Linked DNA regions of Homo sapiens: all the other regions are linked to region 1. A link is a contact called in ENCODE Hi-C or POLR2A ChIA-PET data. All regions are on one chromosome and are shown on one strand. Each heading gives the region's core, a stretch centred on a gene start or an enhancer-like site at or near the end of the contact. The rest is flanking DNA. Distances are from core to core; before and after follow the strand shown. Region 1 holds the start of LOC107984788 (a long non-coding RNA gene). Region 2 has its middle 170 kb from the start of TLE3. Region 3 overlaps TLE3 (TLE family member 3, transcriptional corepressor). Region 4 has its middle 150 kb from the start of TLE3.

Region 1 (6,378 bases), core at 2,501-5,000:
GTGTTTCTTTTTATGTGTCAGTTGGAACCCGTTATTTGAACTTCACAGCTATTTGGGAACACAGAAAGGATTCTCTGGGCCCGAGTTGGAAAATGGAACCATCTAGAACATGTCACATTTGCTTCTACCTCCTGTTTTTTTTTTTTTTTTTCTTCCTCTATGCCTTGAGGTCTTGATATCTCCCACCCTCACTCCTATTCTATCTCCACTCCTCTGAGTTAGGTCTACCCTAACTTTTTAGACCATGGACATTCACAGCCAGGAGGGACCTTAGGGAGCCTACAAACTTTTCTTCTACAATCTATAGCTTCTTGTTTTAAAGTTAGAGAAACTGAAGCCTAAGAGAGGAAAGCAATTTTTTTTTAATGAAAGTAACATCTGTTTCAGGTCTATTAGGTACAGGTTTCTTACATGTGTTCTCTCATTTTATCCTCAAAATAACTGAGTTAGGAATCACATTGCCATTTTTCAGATGATGAAATGGAGACTCCTGGAGACAAAGCAGAAAGGATGCTTGGGGCGGATTGCCTAGGATTATATTCCATCTCCAGCACTTACCAGCTGTGTGATCTTGGGCAAGTGGTTTACCTTCTCTGTGCTTCAAGTTGCTGGTCAGTAATGGGGCTAACAAAAGTGGCTACTTCAAAATGTTATTATGAGGATTAAATTAAATGATTTTTGGGTACCTAGAACAGTGTCTGGTACACAGAAAGCACTTGTTAAATGTTAGCTGCTGCTGCTCTGAGAGGCAGTGCAGTGCAGCACAGTGGTTTAGCACACTGCTTCTGGAATGAGATGTTCTTGGTTTGAATCTCAGCACACCAGTTACTAGCTATATGAACTTGGGTAAATTACTTATGTTCTCAGTGACTAGTCTCATCTACAAAATAGGAATATTCCTGATGATTGGTTCCTCAGTGAAATGGTTAGCTTCCCACATTATTACCTTGCAGTGAGTTCTGCCAACTGAAAAGCCCTTTTCAACCCTATGGAGCTTTTCATCAGATCTTTAGTGACCCATTTTAAACGTGAGTAGACTTCAAAAAATTACAAGTTACATCATCACAGAGATGAGAAGATATTGCATCTAAGAAAATAAAAATGAATGTAAAAAGAAAGAGTGGGGATCAAATGAGAATAAGACAGAGCTCTTGAAAATTAAAATTAATAGTCCAAAAAAAACCTTAAAAAATAACACATTTGATAGATGAGGAGAATGCTCAGAAAGTAAAACAAAAAGATAAACAGATTGGAAATAGGAAAGAAAGATAAGAAAATTGGAGGATCCATCAAGGATATCCAGCATCCAAAAAGTTAAACGTCCCAAAAAGAGAAAAATGGAGAAAACAAGGGGAAGAAAATATTCAAGGAAAAATACAAAAATAAAATTCCCACAACTGAAGCCATGAGCTTACTTATCGGAATCTACCACATGCTAAACACAGCAAATGACAAAAAGATCCACATCGAGGCAAATTATTAGGAAATTTCAGAATACCATAGATCAAGAAAAAATATCAAAAGCTTCCAGAAAAGAAAAACGAAAAGCAAATAAAAACAAAAACATATATAAAAGATCAGGGTACAGGATGGCGTTGGATTCCTCAACAGTGGCTCAGGAGGCTGACTGAGGCTGTAGAATTCTATACCCAGCCAAACTATTAATTGAGTGTGAGCTTCTCAGCAGCAACACTGAAAACTACAAGCAAAGAAGCAGTATCTTTAAAATTCTGAAGAAAAGTGACTTGTGAAATAGAATTTATGCCCAGCCAAATAGCAACCCACAAGAGCGCTAAAGAATTTTTTAAATGACAGTCCCCCCACATTTTCCTTGCATTCTCCTTGTCTCAGGATGCTGCTGGAGGGACTGTTCTGCTAAAATGAGGCGGTCAACCAAGAAAGAGGAAGACATAGAATCTGCAAAGCAGATGACCTGGTGGAGGAAAAACTGAAGGGATATTAGGATTGTGTGGAGAGATGCTAGGTTTGCAGCAGGGCCCAGGCACAGAGCACCATCTCTTCCTGTCAACAAGGCCCCACTGTACTGTCGCTGGTGCTGTGGATCCCCTGAAAGCAGACTGACTCTCATTCCAGCCCCATCTGTCTTCCCCAGCTACCTCACCCACTGCAGCTCCAAGGCCAGTCTCCTTGCACACCCTCCACAGGGCACATGGAGACTTCTGGAGTCCTCCATGCATCACAGGAATTGAGGAAGACTCTGGCATTCTGTCATCTGCTGTGTTGGTTTAAATGCCCCAGCCCAGTTGCCTCATCTTTTAAAAAGGATAATAATTAGCACCAATGTCACAAGGCCAATGTGAGAGTTTATATTTGCAAAGCACTTAGAATGACATCTGTCACATAGTAATGCAATATCGGTATTTGTTAAAATACATTATGTAATGATGTGAAGGTGAAATAGTAGTAGGCTAGAAATGTGTCACTTTAAACTTTAAAAGCTATGGCAAGTTCATCATCTCCCATTGGTCATGTATACCTAGACACTCCCAAATGGACCTTCCTAAAAGCACTTCAACTTGTGATGCCAGTGCAAGTCTGGCCACATTGATTCCTGCTGAACATAGGTTAGTGATTCCTCCTTGCTCTGTGGAAGAGGTCAGGGTTCTATTCTCAGGCCACTAGGATCTGCTCTGCTGTCCCCTCCAGAGTCACCTTGAACCAACCCTTCCTTCCCACTTGTCCTCCAGCTCTGGAAACTTTCTTCAGCATCCTTTCATAAACTGTGCTCCCTCTTGCTTCAAGACCTTCACCCAAGCTATTCCTTGTGTCTGCGTGGCTCCTCCTGCCACTATCTTCTCCTTCCTTTAGCCAGCTCCTGCTCACCCCTTGAATCTTGTCTGGGTTATCATTTTTTGCAAAGAAGTCTTCCCCAGACCCAAAAGAGATGATAAATCCCGTGATGCATTCTCATCCATGTTACGTTTAATTCTTACATTCAGCATGACCTGCAATTGTTTGGGTCATCCATCCATCCATCCATCCATCCAACAAATGCTTATTGAATGTCTATTGTATGCCAGGTACTTTTCTTGGCCTTAACCATATAGCAGTGAACCAAACAGACAGAACCCCCTTGCCCTGGTCTCTAGCAGTTATTTGATGTATATGTGTTACAAAGCAATCTCAAAACAGATATACCCAATTTGGGGCCCAGCTCTATCACTTCTGTTTCATAAACAATAGAATTTCTTTTCTCGTGTCCACTCTGTGCTGGGCTCCTGCAGTACAGACATAAAAGAGATAATTACCACACGTTTGTCTTTGAGAAAGTTACTTAATGCCTCTGATCCTAATTTCCTATATGAAAATTTTCTCTGCCACCTTTGAGGGGCCATGAGGATTAAATTACTGGACAGTTCTCTCTGTTCATGTAAAAGGGCTGTCGCATATGCAGTTGAACAGCAGAAGCCTCTTAAACAACCTGAGATCAACCATCAAAAACACAAGAGCAAGACTCCTAAGCAGTTCTTTGCTTACCACTATATTCCTAGTGTCTAACAGGTACCTGGAGGAAAGCAGTCTTTAATATATTATTTGTTAAGAAATAAGCCAATGAAATACTGCTACCTTCCCTAGAAAGATGATGGATTGAAGGCACAATCCTACTCCTATGAAACTCATGAAGATCTCCTCGAGCAATGGCAGGAAACAGAGCTGCTGACTAGCAGTTTCGCGGGAGGTTAAAAGAAGAGAAGCCCCACCCAGGCGGAAGGTCGCTGCGGTTTCTTTGGTGAATGATCCGTGCCCCAGCTCTCCCATTTAGACCCTAGTTAATCTGGCTACCCTTGTAACCAGGCCAGCCCTCTAGAATAACAGAGCCTGAAGTGAGGAGGTGGGAGGAACATTCATGAGTGGGTAACCCTGTGACTAATCCAGAGAAACAGTTTCAAGACTGGTGGTTCACCCCAGCCTTGTTTGTGTCTAATTTCCCCAGGGGCAAATCAGCCCCTTCATTTCACTCTGAGGTTTAGGGTTTCCCCTAGAGCTCTTGGTGAGACTCAGCCAGGATGTTTTGCATAAGTGTGGGAAGTCTTGGAGGTGGAAGTAGGAAATGGGGTGGAGAGTAAAGGTGAGACTGGATGGGGGGCACTCTGTCCATCCCCACTTCTGAAAAGCTTTGGCATAATTCAAATCAATTGTTTCTTCCCAGGCTATTTTGCAGAAGAATTAACACCAAAGGAGACAGAAGAATTGAGCCTTTTAAAACAAGTTTTTGTTTTTTTTTCCAGGAGAAAGGTGGGGAGAAAAATAAGAGCTGGAAAACACATGGCCCTAAACAGGTGAGAAGTAATAGGCCCTATCTTTTGTATCTGGGCCAGCCATAATTCTTGACAAATAGTGTGCATTTCACAAATGTTCATCAGTGAGTTGAAAGAACATGGGCTCTCAAAGCAGATCCACCTGGTTTGGGGCCTGGCTCTATCACTTCTGTTTCATAAACGGTGGCCTTTTTTTCCATGTGTCCACTCTGTGCTGGGCTCCTGCAGTACAGACACGAAGGAGGTAATTACTGCACATTTGTCTCTGAGAAAGTCACTCAAGGCCTCTGATCCTCATTTTTCCTATATGAAAATCTTCTCTGCCTCCCTTAAAGGGCCATGAGGATTACGCTGGACAGTGCTCTGTCCGTGACAAAGGGCTGTGGCATCTGCGTGCAGTTAAACAGCAGAAGCCCTCTTGAGCAACCTGCAATGGACCAGCTTGCTAGATTAATGTAGACTCTCCACACTACTCAGCTAGCACTGTGCCCATGCCTGGGATACACTAAACCCTTGAAGCTAGCAGCTCCAACTGAAGCTTCTCTCCAGTTTTCCTGGGCACATATGTTTCCATTGGTTGAGCTGTGTGTGCTTACTGAGGGCTATTTGTATTTCTTCTCAACCTGTACCTGTTACTCTGATTAAATAATGCAATCCATCATTTCATAATGCAATGAAATATGAGTGCAAAAACGTAGAGTTGTTTCTTTGCAAGCTAAAGTGAGTGCTTTGGAGAGAATCAATGCATGCTATAACGGAACAACCTCCTGGTGAATTCAGTGTAAGTGCGATAACTATAAAGGTTAGAGGAAAAAACAACAAAATAGAGTCTTTGGCATTCAGTTTTATATTCTCTTTCACTTTAAAGAAACAGAGACTACATATTGTTGGTGCTACCTCGTGGGCGTGATTTATCTGGGGAAGAATTCCAAACAGCCAACCCAGAGAATCCCCCATTTTCTATGACTGTCTTGGGAAAGTGGGTCTGACAAAGCTGAATCTCATCAGATTCAAGAGGGGGTGTTCGGTGGCTTTAATGCTTCTCCGTAAAGTGGATGGGAGAGTGTCAGGGCTAACTCAAGCCACAAAGGGTTCTGAGAACCTCAGAGCTGGGAAGGGCTTCATGTTCACTGGGCCCAGGCATCCCCTGGGGTGGGCACCTCCACCGCAGTCCCACTGCCAGGTGGCTGCCCAGGCTCCTGACTGATGCCCCAGTGACTCAACACCACTGAGACCTGGTTCGGTTTGAGTCGTATTCTGGTAAGCGTGCCTGACTCACTCTGCTCTCCCTTCTCTGTGCTCCTTGATGTACCCTCCTTTACCCCCAGGTGAAAAAGCTCCATTAACTTTGTCACAGCAGGTCCAGAAAGAAGCTAACACTGTAATATGAATTAGCTTAATATATTCTCAAGGTACCTATTTTCCCAGCAGGACAAGGCCTGCTTATCCTTTCAGATAATTCTTCATTCTTTCCTAGGGCCTTCCCATCTCTCCTAGCCCCAAGATCCAGGTCCTTCATCCAAAAGACCTACCCTAGGCCCCATTTCTGCACATTTCCGGCAAGATTCTGCCTGATCACTGCCTCAAGTTGATAGGACAAAATATTGTACCTGGGATCAATAAAAATTCTAATTCTAGCACTTTTTTTTTTTTTTTTTGAGACGGAGTTTTGCTCTTGTTGCCCAGGTTGGAGTGCGATGGCGTGATCTCGGCTCACTGCAACCTCCGCCTCCTGGGTTCAAGTGATTCTCCTGCCTCAGCCTCCCAAGTAGCTGGGATTATAGGCAGCTGCCAACATGCCTAGCTAATTTTTGTATTTTCAGTAGAGATGGGGTTTCACCATGTTGGTCAGGCTGGTCTCGAACTCCTGACCTCAGGTGATCTGCCTGCCTTGGCCTCCCAAAGTGCTGAGATTACAGACATGAGCCACTGTTCCCGGTCTAATTCTAGCACTTTCTAACTCTTAGACCTTGGCTTACATAATTAATGTTTCTAAAAGCTGTGATTTTTTTCATTTGCATAATGGAAATTGAAATAGCTCATTGTGATGGTTCTTCATTCAACATGTTTTTAAAGTCCCTACGAGGTGCTCAAGCAC
Region 2 (6,402 bases), core at 1,073-3,572, 510 kb after region 1:
GGGCCTCCTTCTCACCTCTAGGCCATCAGCTCCTCCAAGACAGTGGCTGAGTCTTATTGATGTATTTTTCTTTGTACACACACCTTTCTTCTTTCTAGCCATCCCATCTCTCTCCTTGCCCACCCACTCTTGTTTTCTCTCCCCATCCCCTCGGTTTTTCTCTCACAACCTCTTGGTCTGTCTTGCAGGCTCCTGCATTTCCTCTCACTGTTTCTCTCTTCCCCTGTCTCCCCTCCCTCTCCCCCTGCTTTGCTGGAAAGATGTTAATTGCACCTGCAATTACCTAATTGCCATGGCAATTAGCCAGTTGCACTCTATTTTGAAGGTGCAAATGGAAAATTGCAGGCATAAGGGGTAATTTTTGGGCACAAAACTGTGCCCAGAGAACTTTGGCCTTGGCCCCGGGGGCCCAGGGGAGACTGGAGAGCTGGAGAGAGCCAGGTCTGGGGTGTGAAGCTCTTCTCCCAGGTGGGGTGGGACTTGGGGGTGGGGAATTCCCCTATAAGCAATTCACATCATCTCTAATGCAGAGCAAGACCAACCTGCCAGCTCTAATTATAGTGATTTTCATATTATCACTAGTGCTGATGAGAACTCATCATCAATACTCAGCAAGGTCATTCAAGGTGCTGAGAGAGGGTGGGAGCCCGACCTCCAAACTTTCCAGGCTGGTGTGGAGGGCTGGGTCACAAGCCTACCCCAGAAGGCCACTTCCGGGGTGCAGGACGGAGCCCCAGAGCAACAATCAGGCTGCCTGGCACTTGCTGGCTGTGAGCACCTGGTGAGCAGTGGTGCAAAGAGGCCTGAAAAGTAAATGCGCTGAATTTCATGGGTGAAGTCCAAGGCTTAGCCCCTTTCAATCCCCTTCCTCTAGGAGTCAGCACTGCCAGGGGAGAAAGGAAGCAGGATGTCCACTTCTGTCAGGAGACATGTGACTCCAAGAGTAGCCCCTCCACATGACCAGCGCCTGGCCAGCTGCCTGCTTTGGGAGCAAGTGGTTGTGAGCCTGGACAGTGGGTGTCTGGGGCCTTGGGCTTGGGTGGGGCTTGTGAGCAGTGACAAGAGATGACCCCCAGGGGTGCCCTTGTCCAGAAGCCTGCACTGGAGGTCAGAACCTGGGATCTAGCTTGGATAGGGGAGAGGGCTCTGGGATACAGGAGAGGCCATCTGGGGGTAGGAGATGGGGGCTCCTAGGGGACTGGCATCGATGTTGCATTGACAAGGCCAGGACTCCATTTCTATATGGACTGTGTGTGTTTAGGGCAGCCTTGGGGATGCTGATGGGGAGTTGGGGGAGGTGGTGGCTGGCATTGCTTATAGTCCTTGTCTCCTTAGGAAACCTGAGACAAGGAAGTCCCCAAACGATAACTGAATCCTACCATGTGCCCAGCATTGGGCTAGGTGCTTCTGGCAATACAGAGGCGACCAATCAGTGGACGTTATCCTCACTGGCTAGACACTGGCTCCCTACTAGACAGGGAGTGTAGAGGGGTGTGTACAAGCAGACAAAGAAGGTTTGCGACAAGTGCAGGGACAATCTAGCTCAGCATTCATCTACACACTGGGGAGTTTACAAATGCTATTGAATGAAGAAATGAACCAATTAATTAATGAATGGTTGAACAAGATGCTGCCTCTCACTTGAGGAGGCTGGGTTTGAGGTCCTGGGCATTTCTCACAGACTTGAAGTCCATGCTGATGCACCCCGCTTCTCCCTGCCTTTTCTGGAAACGTCCTCCAGCCTCATCTCTCCTCCCAGCCCTCCAGGGAACCCCTGCCTGTGGGATACAGCTTTCAGCCTGCGTTGCTCTGGCCCAGAGATTTTTGGAGCTTTACCTCTTGGGCCCTTGCTTTCCTGCTGAGAGGAAAGGATGTACTTTTTTTTTTTTTTTTTGTCCTAGTACGTTGTCAAACTGGCTTTTAAAATCCCAAAGCTCCAAGGCTCTAAGCAGTGAAGCTGCGGTACAAGTGACCCCTCAATCCTCCTCTGCCATGCATGGGAGTGGCTTGCGGGGGAGCTCAGAGCTGGAGTGAGGAAGATTGACTGCAGGGCTGGGGGCAGCCAGCAGCCCCGCCTTCCAGCCTACTCCACTCCTGCTACCCGCTTCCAGCACTGGCCTCCACACAGACATCCAACTAAACACAATACTGTCCAAGGCCTCAAGTACAAGTTAATTAATTCACCAGAGGGAAGGCAGGCTATAAATAACTGATGGGAGCAGAGGGGGCAGCTGGGGCAGGTTTATTCACCAGCGGTTTCGCAGTCTCTGCTCTGGCAATACAGGTTAATGAGCACAGGCCTCCTTGCCGACATAATAGCGACTAAAAATAAAAAAAGAGGAACGAGTCACCCTCCCTGGTGAATCAGACGCCTCCAATTGTAGTTTCCATGCTGATACTGTAATTTTCCTGTTCCTCTTGCTCCTCCAGGGGCTGATGGAAACGGAACCCCCCCACCGCCCCCACCCGAAACCCCGCCGCAAAGGAGGCAGATCCCTTTCTGGTTTGTTTCCCTTCCTTTCAGGAAAGAGAGAGATGGTGGGTAGGCGGGAGGGAGGGCGACTGAAATCCAAGCCCAGACCCCAGGACATGTCAAAGTTGCAGACCCAACTCTGTCTCCTGTGACTAAATGCATGTCATTGCCCTGGTCTATTCCCTCCCTCTAGATTTGTCAGATGAAGAAACTGAGGCACAGGGAGGAAAAGCAACTTGCCAAGAGTCTCCCAGGAGTGTCCCAGGAGTGCAGGAGCCAGGCCCAGCACTCCCCAGCCAGTGCTGTCATCTCTGTTCTGTTCACTCCTCCTATCCTGGCCACGAACCTACACTCCTAGGTCCTCCCCAACGCCGGCTCCTGCCCCACCCTCACTCCACCCCACGCTCCACCCTGACCTCTCCAAGGGACCTATAGGTTGGAAATCCTCCAATTCCCAGCCCTCCTCTGGCCACTTGAGCTGCATATGCAGGTTGCCAGAAGGTTCTTGTTACAGGCCTTTGACCTGGAGGTCCCCTTGACCCACCTGGCTGAGGATAGGTGTGTGGAGCTTCCCAGGCACACGCTCCAACCTTTGGAGGAGTCAGCCAGCCTATACAACGCCTTCGTGTGAATTAGAAAAGGCTCCTCCTCTGGGCAGACACAGCCCATACCAGGGCTTGACCAGTGGGCCTAGGGTGGGTTTCAGGTCCCACTTGACCCAGCCCCCACCAGGTGCCTTTGAGCAGTGCACACACTGGACAACCTTCTCCAACAGGCCTGCCTGCCTCTGTCTTCCTGGAGGCCAGCCAAGCCCCCAAAAGTGTTCCAAGAGAGTAGAACTTTCATGAAAACTAAATGAGTCTCCCCACCTTTGTCCTCACCCCCGACCTCAGCCCCCTCTCCCCAGTGTATATTATGAAAGGAAGAAGACAGACAGGAACTGAATTGCCCATGGGGACCACAGCAGCCCTTTCCTGGAGGGAGCAGGGGGCTTGGGGACCCAGCACCTAGGGGGCTAAGAAGCGCACCACGGGAGGTGGATACAGAAACAGCTAAAGCCAGAGGGCAGCGCCAAGCCAGACTCCAGTTGGCTGACCCCGAGGCCCAGCCCTGCCCCCTGCACATGGGGATGCTTTTGTCCCACTAGGGCTCGTGCCTTAGTGACTGTCACCTGTTGGAGGAGAGAGGCCTCATTCTGGAGAATGGAGAAGGAAGATGGGCAGGAGGAGGGTTGCTCCACCTGCTGGGGGATGCAGTGACACCCTCTGGCAATTCTCTGGGTGCTCCATGACCAGCCACTGAGGACGATGACCATCTGGCCACCGGTTCAGCCACATCATCATTCTGTGACAATTTGCATGGCAGATGTCAAGCCCAGATGAAAGGCCAGTCTGTCTTCTATATTCCTCCTCTCTTCTCGCTCGCTGAAAACTCCCTGCAGAGGAAACTGGCTCTACCTTGGACCACGGGGCCCACGGACCTGTGGAGAAATTATTTTCTGTGGCTTTTCTCCACAGCTCCTTCCTCCAGCCTGCCCAAGCCTATGCGCAGTGAACCCAGGCACTCTCCTTACTCCCCACACCGTCAGCTTCCTGACTCCCTCACCGGCTCTCATCCCCCCACCACCCCCTGCTCCCCCACAAGGTTAACACTGCAGCTCTGGCGTCTTCCTCCCAGGCAGCAGCCTTCTCAGGGCTTCCTTGCTTCCCCTCTCCATCTCTGCCAGTGTCACCAGCACCGTGAGGCCAAGGGGCACCAGGTGAAGGCCCTTACATCTTCTTGTCCTCTCCAGGATGTGAGGCGGGGGCAGGAGAAGGAGAGGAGAGTGAGGGGTGAATTGAGAAAGGCAGAAGGCAACAGTGGTATAGCTGGAGGCCCACCATGACCTTCCACACAGGCCCAGCCGCCCAGACTCAGCACCCTCCACAGCACGACTCCAGAGGCCCTCGGGTCCTGCCACCCAACCTGTGGACTGACGGCTGCGCCCACGCCCGCCTTCCGCCCTCCTCCCTGTCTCCACCGCAGCAGTTTCCCTAACCCTCAGAGACCGCTCCTTCCATCAGCCCCTATCTGCTGCATCCCCAAGCTCCCTCCCTCTCTCGTGGCTCCTGGCCAACAGTGTTGCCACAAGTTCAGCCTCTTCTGGAAAGCATCCCTTTCTTGGCTTCCTGACCCCTTCCCGCTGTGGTCCCACCCCCGCTTTTCTTTCACAGCCAAACCTCTCACCTGGGGGCATCTACACAAGTGTTTCCCACTTCCTCACCTCCCACCTCCCTCAGTCTGGCTGCGGCCCCCTCCAGGCCGCTGAGGCTGGCCTCTGACAGCTGCCTCTGACCTCCTTGTTGCCAAATCTAGCGGACGCCCTTCCTCCCCCATCGCACGTGGGCTATGGACCCGGCCTGGCACTGCCGACACTTCCTCCTCCTTGACACACTTTCTGGCCTCAGCTGCTGGACACCCAGGCGTCACCGCTCTCCTCCCTGATTGTGGGCAGCTCAGCTTCCTCCTAGACGTGGGTGTTGCTTAGAGGGCTGTTCTGGACTCCCTCCTCTCTCACTCCACACCCTCCCTTTTGTTTTCACATCTTCACAGTGCCTTCTCTAAGATAATGACCCCCACATCATCAGCAGCAGCCTGGACATATTCCTTTGTGGTGGGACAAAGGCAGGCCCAGCCAGGGCCCTTCGGCTCACTCTTCCCAAATGGCTTCTGGGTCAGCCCGGAGCCCAACTGGGATGAAAGGCCCCTGAGGTCAAAAGTCATATTCTCTTCCCTTCTGTATCCTCAAAGGGCCCAGAAAAGTGCTAGGCAAAGCTTTAGGCCCCTGCTCTGTTGAAAAAAGAGGTTCAATCCAAATAAAAACCAATTGCAATGTCAGAGACTTACCAGAGGCTAGGGTAAGTGTCCCCTTGGACAAGCCATGGTCCCCCAGGCACCTCACTCTGATCCGCTTCTGCCACAGCTATAATTCTGAAGCAAACCCACATGCCACTCGCTGCATAAACCCCTCCATGGCTCCCCACTGCCTGTCCCCTCTGCCTGGGCTCTCCTGACAACCTGGCCCACTCTCCAGCCTCATCTCCCATGGCTCCTCTCCAGCCTCATCTCCCATGGCTCCTCTTTGAGCATCTTCTTTGTGCCCCAGAATGTGTGCTGTTTCCTAGACACACCCAATACTTTTTGGCCCTCTCTTTTATCTCCTGACAAACTTCTAACTATCCTTCAAGGCTTTCTCTAAAATGTCTCCTCCAGATAGCCTTCCTTGATTCCTCCAGCACACAGTGGTCTCTCTCTCCCCAGCACACTCTAAGAAGTCCATGCCCAACTAAGAGCAGGTGATGTTTGCCACCTTGAATGATAATGATCTGTCTCCCTGCTCTCCCCCATGGAGAGCTCTCTGAAAACAGGCCCATGTCTTCTTTGTGCCCCCATCACTCAGTACCTGTCTTGGTTTGTCTTGGGTGAGTGGATGACGAGAATGAATGAATGAAGGGCCAGAGAGCACAGTGGTTGGGAGAGCAGGCTCTGGAGTCTGACAGACATGTGTCCAAACAGAAGCTCTGCAACGAACTGTGTACATGACTTAGGGTGAGTCATTTGCCCAAAATGGGCGTCAGTATCCTCGTCAATGCTCTGGAAGTACTCGTAGTCACTCCTCCATAAAGCTACTGCAAGAACTCAGTAGAAGCATGCATGTAAGATGGCTTTGCACAGAGTGGGCACCCGGCAAGCATTCCACAAACACAGGCTCTTGGGGTTGTCATTAATCATTGTAGATATTCCCATTAAGAGGACGGGCAAGTGGAGGGTCCAAGGACATCTGGGGAGCTCGTCCATGGGAGATGCATGCCTCCTTATCTCAGCTCACTTCTTTCACTTCCCAAGCTCATCGGGCCATGTGCACCTGGGGTGACCTCAGCTCAGTTCAT
Region 3 (6,278 bases), core at 1,109-3,608, 310 kb after region 1:
CTGCTCTCCTCAATAGGGTCCCCTATCGCCAACCTGTGCTTCTCTGACTCACTGCCAACCACAAGAAGACCCTGGCCACAGCTTGGGCCCTGCAGACACCCCCTGCCCTACCCAACAGAAACCCCAGTGGTGCCATGGCGCCTTGGACGTACGTATCGGCTCAAGCTGTCCTTCTCCTCCGCCTTCCGCTTCTTGGCTTCCATGCTGTAGTCCGCAGAGCCCCGGTGCTTCTCACTGGCCCGGAGGCTTTCCGAGGGTGACACAGAGTTATTCTGGAAGGAAAAAGAGGGTTCGGGGTTAAAACTTTCTGCTGCGTGTAACAATTCACACATCCGCACACAGCTAAGTGCAGGTGACACGGAGGTCAGGGGAGGGAAGAGAAGCTGAACTCCTCTCTGCCCTGCAGATCGTGGCTCCATCAGAGCCTTGCCAGGGAAGCCTTCCCCACTCCCCTGAGACTGAGTCCCCGGGGAGATGCCCTGGGCGCATCCCCAATTCTCTTTTGCAGCTCTGCACTGCTATTAAATAATTAACCCTGCAGTAAGCCGTCTGCCTTCTGGCCTGTGGGACTACGCTCTGTGAGGGCGAGGGTCACCTGGGTCTCATTCACCACCCATCTCGCGCTTGCCACACTCATTTGCTCAAAGGAGGGATAAGTGGAATTTGCACTGAGTCTTGTAAGATGGATCTGAGCTGACAGGCAGGGGCCATGAGCAATACTTCATTTGCTGAGCCCGACAGGAATGGGGAGATTGATAGGGAAGGAGGGCGTCAGGCAGCCACCAACTTCCCAGTGGAGATGAGCAGCCAAGCGTTCTGTGTGAACACCCCCGCCTCCACGGTGAGGCTGTCAGCAACTCTGGAGAAACACCAGGGTTGTAAAAAAAACAAAAATGCCACGTCATGAAGCCTTTCCCTCTGACAGACAGGGAAAGGAGCAAGGGCAGGGACAGTCACTGCCTCTGTAGCCATCACCAAGTGGAGACCCCAAGAGGTTGGTGAATGTGCCCAAGCTCCCCTAGCAGAAGGTGGCACAAAGGGAACCCCAAAATTTCGTGAGTTCTCCCTCAACTATAAAGCAAATGAGGATGAGAAGCCTTTGGGATGGGAGGCCTGGGAAGAGGGAAGATGACGGAGTAGTCCTAGGGGTTGATAGTGGTCAGAAATCACCATGTGGCTGTTACCACCGAGCTGGGGAGCAGGGAGGGAAGTGCAACTGGCAAGGGCACCTGCCAGCAAACCTCTGTGCCCAGAGACTAATATCAGGACCAATGCCCCTCTATGATATTGGTGAGGTTTACTCCTTTCTAAGAGTCCAAACTTTACCTTCACCCACCCACCAATTTCCGAGCAGCTGCCCTGGGTCAGCCCTGGTGCTGCAGGCCAGGAGTGGCAGAATGAATGAGATACAATCCCTGCCCTCCAGGAGCTCATGGTCCAGCTATGATGGAGCTGGAAGAAAAGGACAGGCCATCCCAGGTCCCAGTCCCCATGCAACACAGGAGGTCATATGGAGACCCAGAGGGACATCTGTTCAGAAGAGAAGAGCATCAGAAGGCAAGTGGAATGAGGCTTCCCTTCTCTTCTCCACTTTCCCAGAGGCCAAGCGTGGCTCAGGGGCAAGGGCCACTTGGAGGGAACGGGGCTGGGCAGTATTCGGTGGGAATAGTGCGGCAACCAGCCTCAGAACTTAATTTCCTTTCCTAAGCCGGGTTCTGGGCAGCCCTACCCGGCCAAGTTTCTGCCCGAAGCAAATTAAAATGGCAGAGTTATCAAGCCTTGAAGAAAAAATGGAGGTTATAATGGAACTGCAGCTCAACCTTCCCCACAGCCGTGCAGGAGCGGTGGCGATGCGCGCACAGCCACAATTCAATTAGCTGCTGCAATCGCCGGCAGAAAAATCACCGTCATTTCATTTCATTTCCTCTGACGGTGGTGGCCACCCTGTGCTAAGCAGAAATGCTTCCAGCCCCTCGCACTGGCTGCCCCTTGCAGGCGGGCGGGCAGGGGAGGGGGCGTGCGGCTGCTCGTGTTTCTCCTCGCGACCCGGTGCTCGGCTCGGGAGAACAGCGAGCTCTTTCTTCTCATGCAGTCAGGCTGAAAACCCTCGCCGCTACCGGAGAGTCATGTCAGGCATTTAGCGGCATCGATCCAGCCCGCCTCTGGCTGGCAGGCGGCCAAAAAACTAAGTATTTTTTATTGCTTCGGCTAGGCAAGGAAATATGAATGAAGCTACCACTAATTGGACTCCAGACTAACCCCTCTGGGACAGCTTCCAGCCCGTCCCCCCATCCCCCCTCCCACTCTGACACAGCCCTGTCCTTCCTGCCGTAGGCCTCATCTGTTGACAACCTGGTTTCCAAAGCCTGATTATTTCAGTCTACACCGCCGCTGACACCGTCACCACGCCACATGCCATGCGCACAGCCTCGGCCCTGCCCACTGCTGCCTCTGCCCAGCATCTTGATTCATTCCCACTGGAGTTTCCTGAGGCCCATGTGTGCCATGCATGGACCTCAGCGAGCATGGTAAACAGCCCAGCTCTTGGGGGTTCCCAGGGGGGGTCTTTTAGCAGAAAACTTTCACAGATGGGGCACAAAGCCAGAAGCCAATAGGGATGAGGATGAGGTAAAGACTCATGCTCTTTAGAGAGTGCTGGGCTTCCCACTCCCCCTCCAATTCCACTGAAGTGGGTCCCTGCTAGCCAGGTAATCTGGATCCTCAGTCAGGTTATAAAGGGTCTTCCGAAACAAAGCTGAGAGGTTGGTCAAGCAGGAATTATTCCCATGGTATGGATAAGGAAACTGAGGCTCAGAGAGGCCAAGAGAACTACACAGGGCCTCATAAAGCTGGGACCAGACCTCAGCCTTAAAATGTCCAATCCAGGCCTCCGCCTATCTAGGCAAACTGCCTCTCCGAAAAAATGCCACTGTTAGAGGATCAGTACCGAGGCAGTGAACATGGATTTTCAGCTTCAATGACTCCTCTCTTAGGTACCTAGCCATTCCTCAGCCCAAATGTGGTCCTGGATTTCTGAGCATGTAGGCGGGTCAAGAGGCCACGGACGCCAGCCTCACTGCTAATGGGAGGTTTAAAAAGTCAGCCTGGGTAGGGGGAGGGCCAGGAAGGGAAGGAGGGCTGGATTGGAGAGAGCTGCGCAAGGAAGCTGCTGTCTAGATGGTTAGTTAACTGCCTGACCTTCCAAGTCCTACTTAACACGAGGTAATAACCAAAGCCATCCTAACAGATTAGATGGCCCCAGATACAAGGACAGCGATGAGGAATAAAATAGCTTTGCTAATCGCTGGAGGATTTTTTTTATCCAGACTCCACTGCGCTTATTCAGAAGGCTTATTCACTTGAAACAGAACCTCGGAGCCTCAGTGTGATCAGAAAGATTTACAACAAATCTCAGAGCTGGCAGACACGCAGGCGGCCTGGCCTTAATGCTCGCCTGCTAGCACTTTCTTAAATCGAGTGAAAGCCCAGAGCAGGGAGAAACTGCAGGCGTTTGAAGGGAATGAGGAGGATGCAAGATCATACAGGAGGCATCCTAGCAGGGGGGTGGTAAAAACCTTGGCCCTGAACATGGGACACCTGGGTCCTTAGCCCTGGGTTTAGCCCAGAGACTCCACAAAGCCCCTCGCAATGGAAGATCCAGGGCTGGTCAGCTGACCTCTCAGAGTATCACCTCTCATATGAAACGGAGTTAGAGCTCATTTAGCCCAAGCTCTTCATTTGACAAATGGCAGACCTAAAGCCTGGAGAGAGGAAGGGCTTCCACAACTGAAGGTCACTCTCAACAGGTGACGACAGCAGCTCCCATTTTATGACAGTAGCTACCCCTCACCCTGCCACTGGCTCTGGACTAAGACATCAGCACTGAAGCTCCCAGCTCAGCAAGAGTAAACAAACAACAAAATCCCTAGTTACAACCCACAGAGCAGAAGCGGGAACCCAGAAGCCAGCTTTGGATACCGACTGACTGGTCTCAGGCCCGCGATTCTGGGAGCCCCGAGTCCCACCTCCTCCCAGCACCCAAACACCCCTCCGGGTTCCAGAGTGCCAACACTTACCGCACTGGATTCTCTCTCTTTGGGGAAAGAAGGCCAGGACAGGAGGAAGGTCAGGCACCCCAAAACAAAAAGACAAAAAAGAAAGGAAAAAGGTCAGTCTAAGTCCAGCTGGCTTTTGTGATTTGCTAGTGCACTGGTTTTAAAATGAGCAGAAGGCCTGGATTGCTGTCTCCGTGGATCAGCCAAGGCAGGGCCATTAGGTGGCGTTTCTCGGTTTGGAAATTTGCCACCCAAATTCCAATGCTGCCCCCACCCCTCTAGTCCCCAGGGTGGGCAAGGGAGGCCCAGTCCCCAGGGTGGGGAGGGTAGGCCTTTGACCCAGTTCTCCCTGTCATGCCAGAGGGCACCAAGTTTACTCTTTAGCAGGCTAGGGGTCTTAAGATCACAAGCTTGAGAAGGATCATGCCATATAAAATACCAGTAGGACCTGGGAGTTAAGAACTTTATTGTTAAAAAAAAAAAAAAAAAAAGGAATTTAACAGTGGTTTAATTTTGTTTTTGAAATTAACACCATTCTGTGATTCTTTGTCAGGATGCCCCTAAAAGCTGAAGCCTCTGAAACTGTGCCCAGCTAAGCACTAGCTCCCCAGTTCTCCTGTCTGCTATGGAGAGGCCCCTCTTCCTCTGCCAAAAGGACCATCCTACTGTAAGACAAAAAAATGTAGCCTCCAGTTCCCTGGACCGGCTACCACCCTGTGGCCTGGGCCAAGGCAGGATGGTGACATTCCAGGTCCCTAGTGCTCAGAAGGTGTTGGCTACGTGCCCCAGTAAATACCGTATCTAAGGGCAGAGTGCATTTGGCACCAATTTTTGAAAAGGGCCTCCCAGGGAGCCAGGCTTTTCTCTTTTCTGATCCAATGAACCACTCCTGAGGCCAAGCTCGGTGCAGCTTCATGGGTCCTCATGGTAGGGGCTGCAGAGAGGGTCAGAGAACAAGTTCTGACTCCAAGTCTATGTGATCTCTTGCTGGGGTGTGCACTACCCCCACTTACAGGCAGTCAGCTAACAAACCTTTACCTGAGCACTGACTGTGCACCTTTCCCAGGTTTCTGCATTGGTGAGACATAGATGTAAGGAAAACACCCAAGAACTTGGCACCTGTCCTAGGGAACTAATGATCGTGGTGAGCACAAGACATTTTCCAGGGGTAGGATGTAAGACGACAGTAACAAGGACTCAACTTTGGCATCCCAACTCTTAAACTCTTACAGGAACTTGAAAAAGCCCCTAGTCTGACCAGGAAGGCATCCTGAAGGGTTGGACTGGGGCTGGCCCCTGAAGGACAGGCAAGGGTGTTGTAGGAAGATGGGAGCGAGCTCCAGATGAACAGACAGGGTCTTCAGGACAGAGAATACCAGGTCCACACCAAGGAGTAGGAAAAGGTGCATGGGATGCGGATGGCATTGGCTTCCCTGCACCAGGTATCAACAGATGACTCCAAATCCTTGGTAACTCCTGGTCTTAGGACGACAGCACTTGCTGGGTCCACTCACTGTGAGGCCTATGAGCGCCCATGCCCACCCCTGCCCCGCCCCACCCTCTGCCCCAGCCCAGCCGCACCTCTGTGATCGAGTTCATGGTGGTTCTTCTCATCCTTCACCGTCAGATGGGCCTGGCTGCCCAGGGCGCCCAGTGCCAGCAGCCCGGAGCTGCTCCCTGTCACTGGGGGGATTCCTGGAGGCTGGAGACCTGACGGGTGGGGTGGCAACTGGACCGGGGGGCCGTGTGTGGCATGGGAGAGGTGCTGCGCCTGGAGCTGCTGCTGCTGCAATGAAGTCGGTGGTGAGTACAGCTGAGTTGGGGAGGGCAGGGGAGGCGTGGCCACCTCAGGAGGGAGGGAGGGAGTGGCTCTTCCCATTCCTCTTGCTCCTTCACTGGGTGGGTGGCAGGGGGAAGCACCCCCAAAACCTTTGCCCCCAGCTCAGTTCACATGAATGTCTCGCTGAAGGAAGTCTGTTAATAGACTGTAATGTAAAGATTTATGTCTTCAAGCACCCCCCAACTCCCTGCACCCCCGTTTCACAAATAATTTCTCAATGTTTGTTTCCAAGCCTGAGATAAAGAATGCATGCATTTAAAAAACCGCAGAGTCATGGGGTTCCCTCTGAGTAGAGAGGGATCCATTTTTAAGCTCACAGCCCTGGCAGTGTTTGCTCATGCATACATGCCTTCAGCATTAGCTGCCAGCATCTTCCACCCTGA
Region 4 (6,914 bases), core at 3,016-5,515, 490 kb after region 1:
TGTGGCCATTGGCTGAGACAGGGAAGGCCCGAGCGGGGGTTAGCCAGCAGACTCACTTTCATAAACTTATGTTCAAGGTCTCTGTAGCCACACAGGTGGGGAAGTTAAGGAAGCAGGTGGCTCTTTGGATCTGAGTCTCAGGATGGCTGCAGGGTCTGAGAGCCACCTCTAAGCCATCTTGTCTGGGTGGTGACTAAGCCATTGCAGTGGAGGTCAGGGCCTCCCCTACCCCCACCAAGGAGGAAGTGGATGGGATTAACCAGAGAAAGTAGAGTCAAGGGAAGAGGCACCCATTTGCCAGCATTTGCCACCCAGGGGAGGCCTGGCCTGCAAAGGAGACCGAGAAGGAAATGAAAACCTCAAGGATGAGCAGGTTGCTGGGAGGGAGGGTTTACCGCTGCCAGGTCCTGCCAGGCTCAAGGAAGTAGACACTGAAAATATCTGGCTTTAGGTCATGGTGGCCTCTCTGCCTGGACACTATCATCCACTCCCAGGATGCTAACAAGCCTCTTCTTGCCAGTGTCGTCTGGATGTTCTGCTCCAGCTCCCGGTTCGTACCTGATCTAGAGCTCTGCCATCCTGACATTATCAGTACTCATGCACGCCACCTGCAATCCGAACAGAGAACTTTCAACTGACTTCTTTTTGCTTCTGGGAATGAGGTTTTTTGGCATTTTAAAGCTTGAATTGGAAAGGTGGGGAGTGCTGGAGAGTGGTGTTTTTCAGAGGAAGCCATCACTGAATCCTATTCCCCTTGTCCCTTCTCCTGTACCCCCATTTCCCTGCCTACCTCCCCGAGGAGGATTTGGAAACAAGGGATGAAAATTTGCCTTTCTGATCTATGGACCAGCATTTAGAAAAACCAAATTTCTATGGGCTCCGATGAAGCCTGTAATCTGGCATTTAATTCAACTCACTTCAATAAGATTCAAGTCAATTCAATTCAAATCAGTCAATTCAAATTAATCCAAGAAACTTATGAGAGTCTTTGTGTTGGGCAGGGTGGGAGACAGGGAGACCTCAAGGCTTCAGGGAGTAAAACGATTCAGTGTCTTGAGGGAGCCAGCTGGGCTGCTGATGGCAGGGCCTTTGTGGCAGTCCAGGTCCAGGGGAAAAGGGGCTTCCCCGCATCCAGGAAGGAAATGGGTTAGGGCCGGCATTCTGCAGAGAACCACCTCTTTGCTGGGCTGTGAAGCAAGGAAGTGGGAAGGTGGGCCATGTGGCACAGACACGCAAGAGATGACTCCGCCTAGCCTGCTGCTTGCCTAGTTCTCAACAAAGCAGCCCACTGTTCACATCCCACCTGTGCTTCTCCAGAAAGCTGGAAAGCACCAAAGGCCCTTTTCACTCCTACCTGCTCTGCCACCATTCATCCCCGGGTCCCCGAGGCTGGTGGGTGATTCAGCTTGGAAGACTGTCTCTCACCCCACCCTGCCCCTGCCAGCCCAGAGCTCCTGAAGCCTGGCCTTCTGTCTGGGGCTCCTCCTTAGGGAGGAATTCACCAATGTCTCTGGAGCAGCAGGGGTTTTGCTCCAGGGAAGGGCTTCAAGAAACCTGATCACACTCTTCATTGGCTCTTTAGTGGTGTCCTCTGGCAAAGCAATGGAGTTTTGCTCATTCATTCATTCAACAAACACTTCTGCATGTCTGCCAGGTGACTGGGCGACAGAGCTAAACAGGACCCACGTGGCAGCTGCTCTCCTGGACCTCACGGGAGTAACCGCAACTGGTGGGTGCTGGTGGGTGAGAAGCAGGATGAAGGAGCATTAGACACTCTGGGAGGGAGGCCTGGGAAGGGGTATCACACCCCAGAGTGGTACTGCTCTGAGTGACAAAGGACACAGACACTATCTGACCCAGTTCCTTCCTTGCATTTGAAGCCAGCAAGGTGACAGTTGTCCAAGGAGCCTCTGCAAGTTGATAGCAGCACTTCTGGCTCCAAGCCAGAGCAGCTCTGTCCCTTTCTGCAGGGCTGTGCCTCCCTCTCCAGGATTCCTGGGCCTGAAAACATTTCTCGGGTTTATTTGACAAAGCAAGAGGGCAGTGGCGGGGCCAGGCCCTTGCTGGGTGCTCTTTTAGACAGTTTATTCAAGGACGCATCAGTGACCAGCCTGGTAAGGAAGGCTCAGGCCCCTCTGAGGGGAGGGCAGGTAGAAATTCTCTGCTCAGTCTGCAAGAGGTTCTGCTCCCCAAGCAGCGCCCTAATGAGGCCCCCACCCCAGGACTTTGGCTGGACTTCTCCGCTGAGTAAGAGCTGCTGCTTTCTGGTGGGCCAGCCCCACTTCTCCAGGGTGTGTCATGTAGACAGACCTCCGTTTCCTCCTCTGTCGTAGAGCAATAACATTGGCTCTCACCCCCATGGAGTTGCTGGGGAGAACAAAATGGGTTTGTGTGTGGGGGTGGTGACAGTCAAGTACCTGTGCAGGGCTGGACATATGGGAGGGCTCTGTAAATGTGAGATGTTATTAACAGGCATGCTGCCTTCTGGAGCTTTCCAGGGCCTTGGCCCAGGTGCAGAACAGCACACTGGGACCCAGGAACCCTGGGTTCTCTTTCTTTCTGGTGACCTTGGGCCCCTGAACCCCTCAGACTGCTTGGACCTTCTAGGTGTTGGCCTCCCTCTCATAGGATGATGCCTGGGCCTGGGGCCCTGGAGATCTGGCCAGGCCAGAGTGGGCTCCCCCAAGCCACCTGCCAGGGCAGGAGCTGTTGGAAGCCATTTCTCTTCTATACCGTCCCAGCCATACTCTCCAGCTCAGAATAGACCCAGTCCTCCACTGTTACAGCCTAGAGATTCCACCCCCTTTGGGTTGGTCACTCTGGGCCACTCCTGCAGAGAATGAGAGAAATTAGCTGAGAAATAAAATCGCAATTCGTATTGCAAAGAAGGGATTAATTTCTTTATTGTATAAAGATCTCCTACCCAGCAACAAGAACAAACCAATAACTCAATTTAAAAAATGGGCAAAATATAGGAAGACCGTTTCAAAAGAATATATAAGTGGCTCTTAAATAGATGAAAAGTTACTCAGCCTTACTCATAAAAGAAATGCAAATTAAAACTTCAATAAAAGACCCTCTTTTAGGCCGAGTGTGGTGGCTCACGCCTGTAACCCCAGCACTTTGGGAGGCCAAGGCAGGCAGATCTCTATTAAAAATACAAAAATTAGCTGCGTGCAGTGGCATGTGCCTGTAGTCCCAGCTACTCCAGACACTGAGGCAGGAGAATCATGTGAGCCTGGGAGGCAAAGATTGCAGTGAGCTGAGGTCGTGCCATTGCACTCCAGCCGGGGCAATGGGAGAGAAACCCTGTCTCAAAAAAAAAAAAAAAAGACCCTTTTTGAACCATTATATCAAAAAGATCAAAAGTATGGCACACTCTGCTGCTGAGGGTGCAAGGACAGGTGCCAGAGTGTGGGGCTGGCAGGAAGAGGAATCAGCGTGTCTGGGAGAGCCACTGGGAGCCCCTGCCAAACCACACCTGCTCTTCCCTCTGACCGGCACAGCCAACCCTAGGATTTCATCATGCGGATACACAGGGGACGTGTGTGCTCCTCATTCACTGTGGCATTATTTATCAAAGCAAAAGATTGTCAATCTCCAAATGTTAATCAATAGGGGACTGATTAAATAAACAATGATGTCCGTACAATGGGACTCTACACAACTGTTAAGCAGAACCAACATACAGATGACATTAGCTACGTCACATGGAATGGAGGACCTCCCAACTGTGCCTCTTCAACCCACAGAATTATACGAAATACATATTAGTATTGATTTAAACCACTGAAGAAAGGAGAATGGACCCTGTATGTTTCTATAAGGAGAGGGTTCCAAGGTATATTGACATGCTACCATTTGTGTAAAAAGAGGAAAAGAATGAACACACACATGTTTGCATTTGGGTTTCTAAATGCATATACAAACATATATGGCTTTAAAGAAACTGGTAGGAGTGGAGGCCTCCAAGGAGGAGACTTGGGGGCAGAGGAACTTGATAGTGAAGAACAGGGGAGGGGAGGAGGCTTGATTTTCACTTTTTTTTTTTTTTTGCAATATGCCTGTATTTCCTATTCTAAAGATATACATACTTACACTAATTAATGAATCAAATGATCTCTTGGCAGAGATACTGAGAGTAAGACAGAGACATACCAGGGTGTGAACCCCAGGCTGCAGCCCTCTCTTTGTGTTGTCATGGGGTCAAGGGACATGCCCTTGAGCTGAGGGTCAAGGCCTGGGAAAGTTCCCACCCAGCCCCAGGGCCCAGCCCTCACAGGGTGGTGACTCATGGGCACCCGGGAAGTTTCGGTTCCTGTGGTTTTTGCTCTGTTCCAGTGGCCTCCTCTGCTGGGACACATCACTCTCCTGGCTGCTGGGATTCTAGCAGCCCACTGGGCCTGCTGCGTCCCTATCTCTGGGTATCTTTAGATGCTGTCTCTGGCCTGTCCTAGGAGGGACTCAGACCTTTAGAATGCCAAAGCAGAGGGTCCCCAGCCCTCTCAAGTGCTATCCTCAATGTCTGGCCCATCACAACCCTGCAGCCCCTGCCACGAACACTGACCTCAAGGGGTCACAGCTGCGGTGGCTTTGCTCAGAGCAGCCCCTGCCAATCTTAAAGTGGATGCTAGAAGGGAAGGCCAAGTGAGAATCCTGGGCGAGCCATTTCCTGTCTTTCTGTGGGTGTTGGAGCAGGACGGCGGGCGGCGTGGCCGGCTTGGGGGTGGAATCCTTGCCCTTCTCCGCCTCCTTTGCCAGGTGCAGGATGGATGCTGAGAGTCTATTTTGCAGATGAGGCAACTGAGCCCATTGCGTTCTGCCTGTTAGGTGTGGTGCAGGTGCCTGGGCAGATGTGTACTCCCGAGCCAGCTCCTCAGCCGCATGACCTTAGGTGAGTCACATCGCTACTCTGGGCCTCAGTTTTCTCATCTGCAAAGTGGGAACAATAATATTTTGTTTTTGACTTGCTGGCCACAAAGGCCCTGGATGAAAGGTAACTTCATGTGGTTGACTGCTCTGAGCTCCCTCCTCCTGAACCTCTAATGTGCCCGCTTCCTAGGGAATGCAAGCTTCCAGAGGGCCAAGCTTTTGCCCAAGTAGTTGCAGCAGGGGCCTGGAGCAGTCAGACCTACTGGGGAAGCAGGTGAGGGGGTTAGTTCCTGGGCACCAGGGTGACATTGCTCAGGGATCATAAAATTCACGTCCTCACCCACGTCCTTCCTCTTTATTTTGACTCAGAGCCAATCCTTGCTTGCTCTTCACTGAGACCAGCCTTCATCTGCAGAGGTCTCTGGGAGGGAGAAAGGTGCTAAGGAGCTAGGCTTCCCTCTGGGAGGCCCATCTGAATAAAAATAACCAACTTGCCTCACCATCAGGTCTCGTTCAAGTACCTTCTGGGTGCTTTACAGAGGTTAGCTGATTTTCTCTTCTCAGCCAAATGATGGGGAGAAATGCCCCATTTCATAGATCAGGAAGCTGAGGCACAGAGAGGTTTATAGCTTGACGTCACCCAGCTAGAAAAGAAGGAGCTGGCATTTGAAATCAGGCAGCCTGGCTCAGAGTGGAGAGGAGACAGAGGTGAAGTCAGCCAGGAGGTGGAGACACCAAGAAGAGCAGGGGAAGGCCCTGGGCAGGGAGGTGAGGAAGCCCCAGGTGAGTGCCATTGCTAGCACCCGTACTTGGGGTCCCCAACCAACTCATTTCTCTATGCCAGCCAGATGGGGGAGGTGAGTAGAGGAGAGGACGCTGTCTTGTCCGTTCAGGGCTTCCTCCTTATTAAAGCCTGTCAGATTTTCCCCGGAACCTCACAAGGAGGAAAGCAGGGGTTTCCACCAGCAGCCTCGGGTCTGCTCGCCACACAGGGTTTTAGAAGTCAGAGGAATGAGGCTAGGTTGGGTTTAGTCTCCATACCAGGTTGCCTCATGCCCACAGTCCTGTGTGCAGGCCTGTGCTGTGTCCCATGTCACACCCCTGGGCCTGCCAGTATTCGTGTTCCTGCCCCTCTGTGTAAATGTCAGGTCTCCTGGGTTATAGTGAAGAAGTCAGTGAAATGCACAAGGAGGACCTGTTGAGAGCCAGGCCTTTCACCCTCCTCTGTTTACAGGTGAGGAAACTGGGGCTCAGGGAGAAGTCACTTGCCCAGGGCACCTGGTTTGAGGGAGGAAAGCCCAGATCTGGGATTTGGGCCCTGAAGACAAATCCTTGCTTTTCTCTCTGTGAGAGGCGAGAGGGGCTGAACCCAGCCATGCTCGACATAACCTTGAGCCTCAGCCCACCTCCCACTGCCCACCCCCAACACTGGGGGCCTGGGAAAGGAAACTTTTCCACCAGGTACCCACATCACTTTTTCCGTTCTCATTTGCATAGGCCCTCTCTGTGCCGAGGCCACTTCACACGGGGTCACTGCGGGGTGGCCTCTGGTGGGCTGCATGTAGCTGGCTGCGTTGCTGCTGAAAGGCAGACCACAAAAGCCACACCAGGGGGTCCCGAGGAGGGGCTGCAGTGTCACATGGTGGCCTTGGCCTCTGCAGCCTGCAGCATGAGGCGGGGGAGCTGGGGAAGGTTTGAAGGGAACCTCTGCCTCTCCTCAGCCCCACTTTCTACAGAATAACAGAACAGTCACAGAGGCAGGAAGGAGTTCCTTTGTCCACACATCACCTGCCTAAGAGCCTTTGTCCTCCTCCTCACTGCCTCCATGGCCAGTCTAAGTTTAGCTGTGGTTTCTAGACCTTTCATGACCTGTATCACCCTTTGATCTTTTAGGCCAAGCTGGTTTCTCCATCCTTCCTCTCTCATTCCCGCATTTCTATCTCTGTTCCAACCACTGGTGCTTCCTGGAATTCCTGTCCCTTCCTCCCTTCCTCTGCTCAAGAAAACACTTCCAGGTTTCCTTTAAATCAAACAGAAGCTCC

The links. A loop is a pair of places that touch in the nucleus more often than their neighbours do. ChIA-PET counts read pairs that join two places held with the same protein, here RNA polymerase II (POLR2A). Pooled maps may share reads with other maps.
Region 2: a map with no recorded cell type shows a loop between it and region 1 (3-fold over the local background). The contact joins two enhancer-like sites. A Hi-C loop is called at or near these places in 6 of 37 single-sample maps with no recorded cell type and 12 of 50 pooled maps. POLR2A ChIA-PET finds 5 or more read pairs at or near these places in 2 of 52 experiments (activated CD8-positive, alpha-beta memory T cell and activated naive CD8-positive, alpha-beta T cell).
Region 3: a map of Calu3 shows a loop between it and region 1 (3-fold over the local background). The contact joins two enhancer-like sites. A Hi-C loop is called at or near these places in 1 of 168 maps with a recorded cell type or tissue (Calu3) and 1 of 50 pooled maps. POLR2A ChIA-PET finds 5 or more read pairs at or near these places in 1 of 52 experiments (activated T-cell).
Region 4: a map with no recorded cell type shows a loop between it and region 1 (2.4-fold over the local background). The contact joins two enhancer-like sites. A Hi-C loop is called at or near these places in 3 of 37 single-sample maps with no recorded cell type and 13 of 50 pooled maps. POLR2A ChIA-PET finds 5 or more read pairs at or near these places in 2 of 52 experiments (activated CD8-positive, alpha-beta memory T cell and activated naive CD8-positive, alpha-beta T cell).

What each region holds. Positions count from the first base shown.
Region 1 is chr15:69,751,906-69,758,283 of GRCh38, forward strand. It overlaps LOC107984788 (a long non-coding RNA gene), which reads left to right and starts at 44. Exons shown (of 3, transcript XR_001751592.3): 1 at 44-611; 2 at 4,251-4,301. Within about 2 kb of position 3,751, at least 6 of the 41 ENCODE cell types and tissues checked have a DNase peak (open chromatin) inside an H3K27ac peak, as active enhancers do.
Region 2 is chr15:70,262,054-70,268,455 of GRCh38, forward strand. No RefSeq gene overlaps it. Among named protein-coding and RNA genes, the nearest start is that of TLE3, 170 kb to the left of the region's middle. RefSeq lists enhancers at 535-604, 645-794, 4,595-5,248. Within about 2 kb of position 2,323, at least 6 of the 41 ENCODE cell types and tissues checked have a DNase peak (open chromatin) inside an H3K27ac peak, as active enhancers do.
Region 3 is chr15:70,060,378-70,066,655 of GRCh38, forward strand. TLE3 (TLE family member 3, transcriptional corepressor) reads right to left here. Exons shown (of 20, transcript NM_001105192.3): 7 at 5,637-5,841; 8 at 4,077-4,093; 9 at 153-272. Among named protein-coding and RNA genes, the nearest start is that of MIR629, 16 kb to the right of the region's middle. Within about 2 kb of position 2,359, at least 13 of the 41 ENCODE cell types and tissues checked have a DNase peak (open chromatin) inside an H3K27ac peak, as active enhancers do.
Region 4 is chr15:70,241,831-70,248,744 of GRCh38, forward strand. No RefSeq gene overlaps it. Among named protein-coding and RNA genes, the nearest start is that of TLE3, 150 kb to the left of the region's middle. RefSeq lists an enhancer at 4,120-4,169. Within about 2 kb of position 4,266, at least 3 of the 41 ENCODE cell types and tissues checked have a DNase peak (open chromatin) inside an H3K27ac peak, as active enhancers do.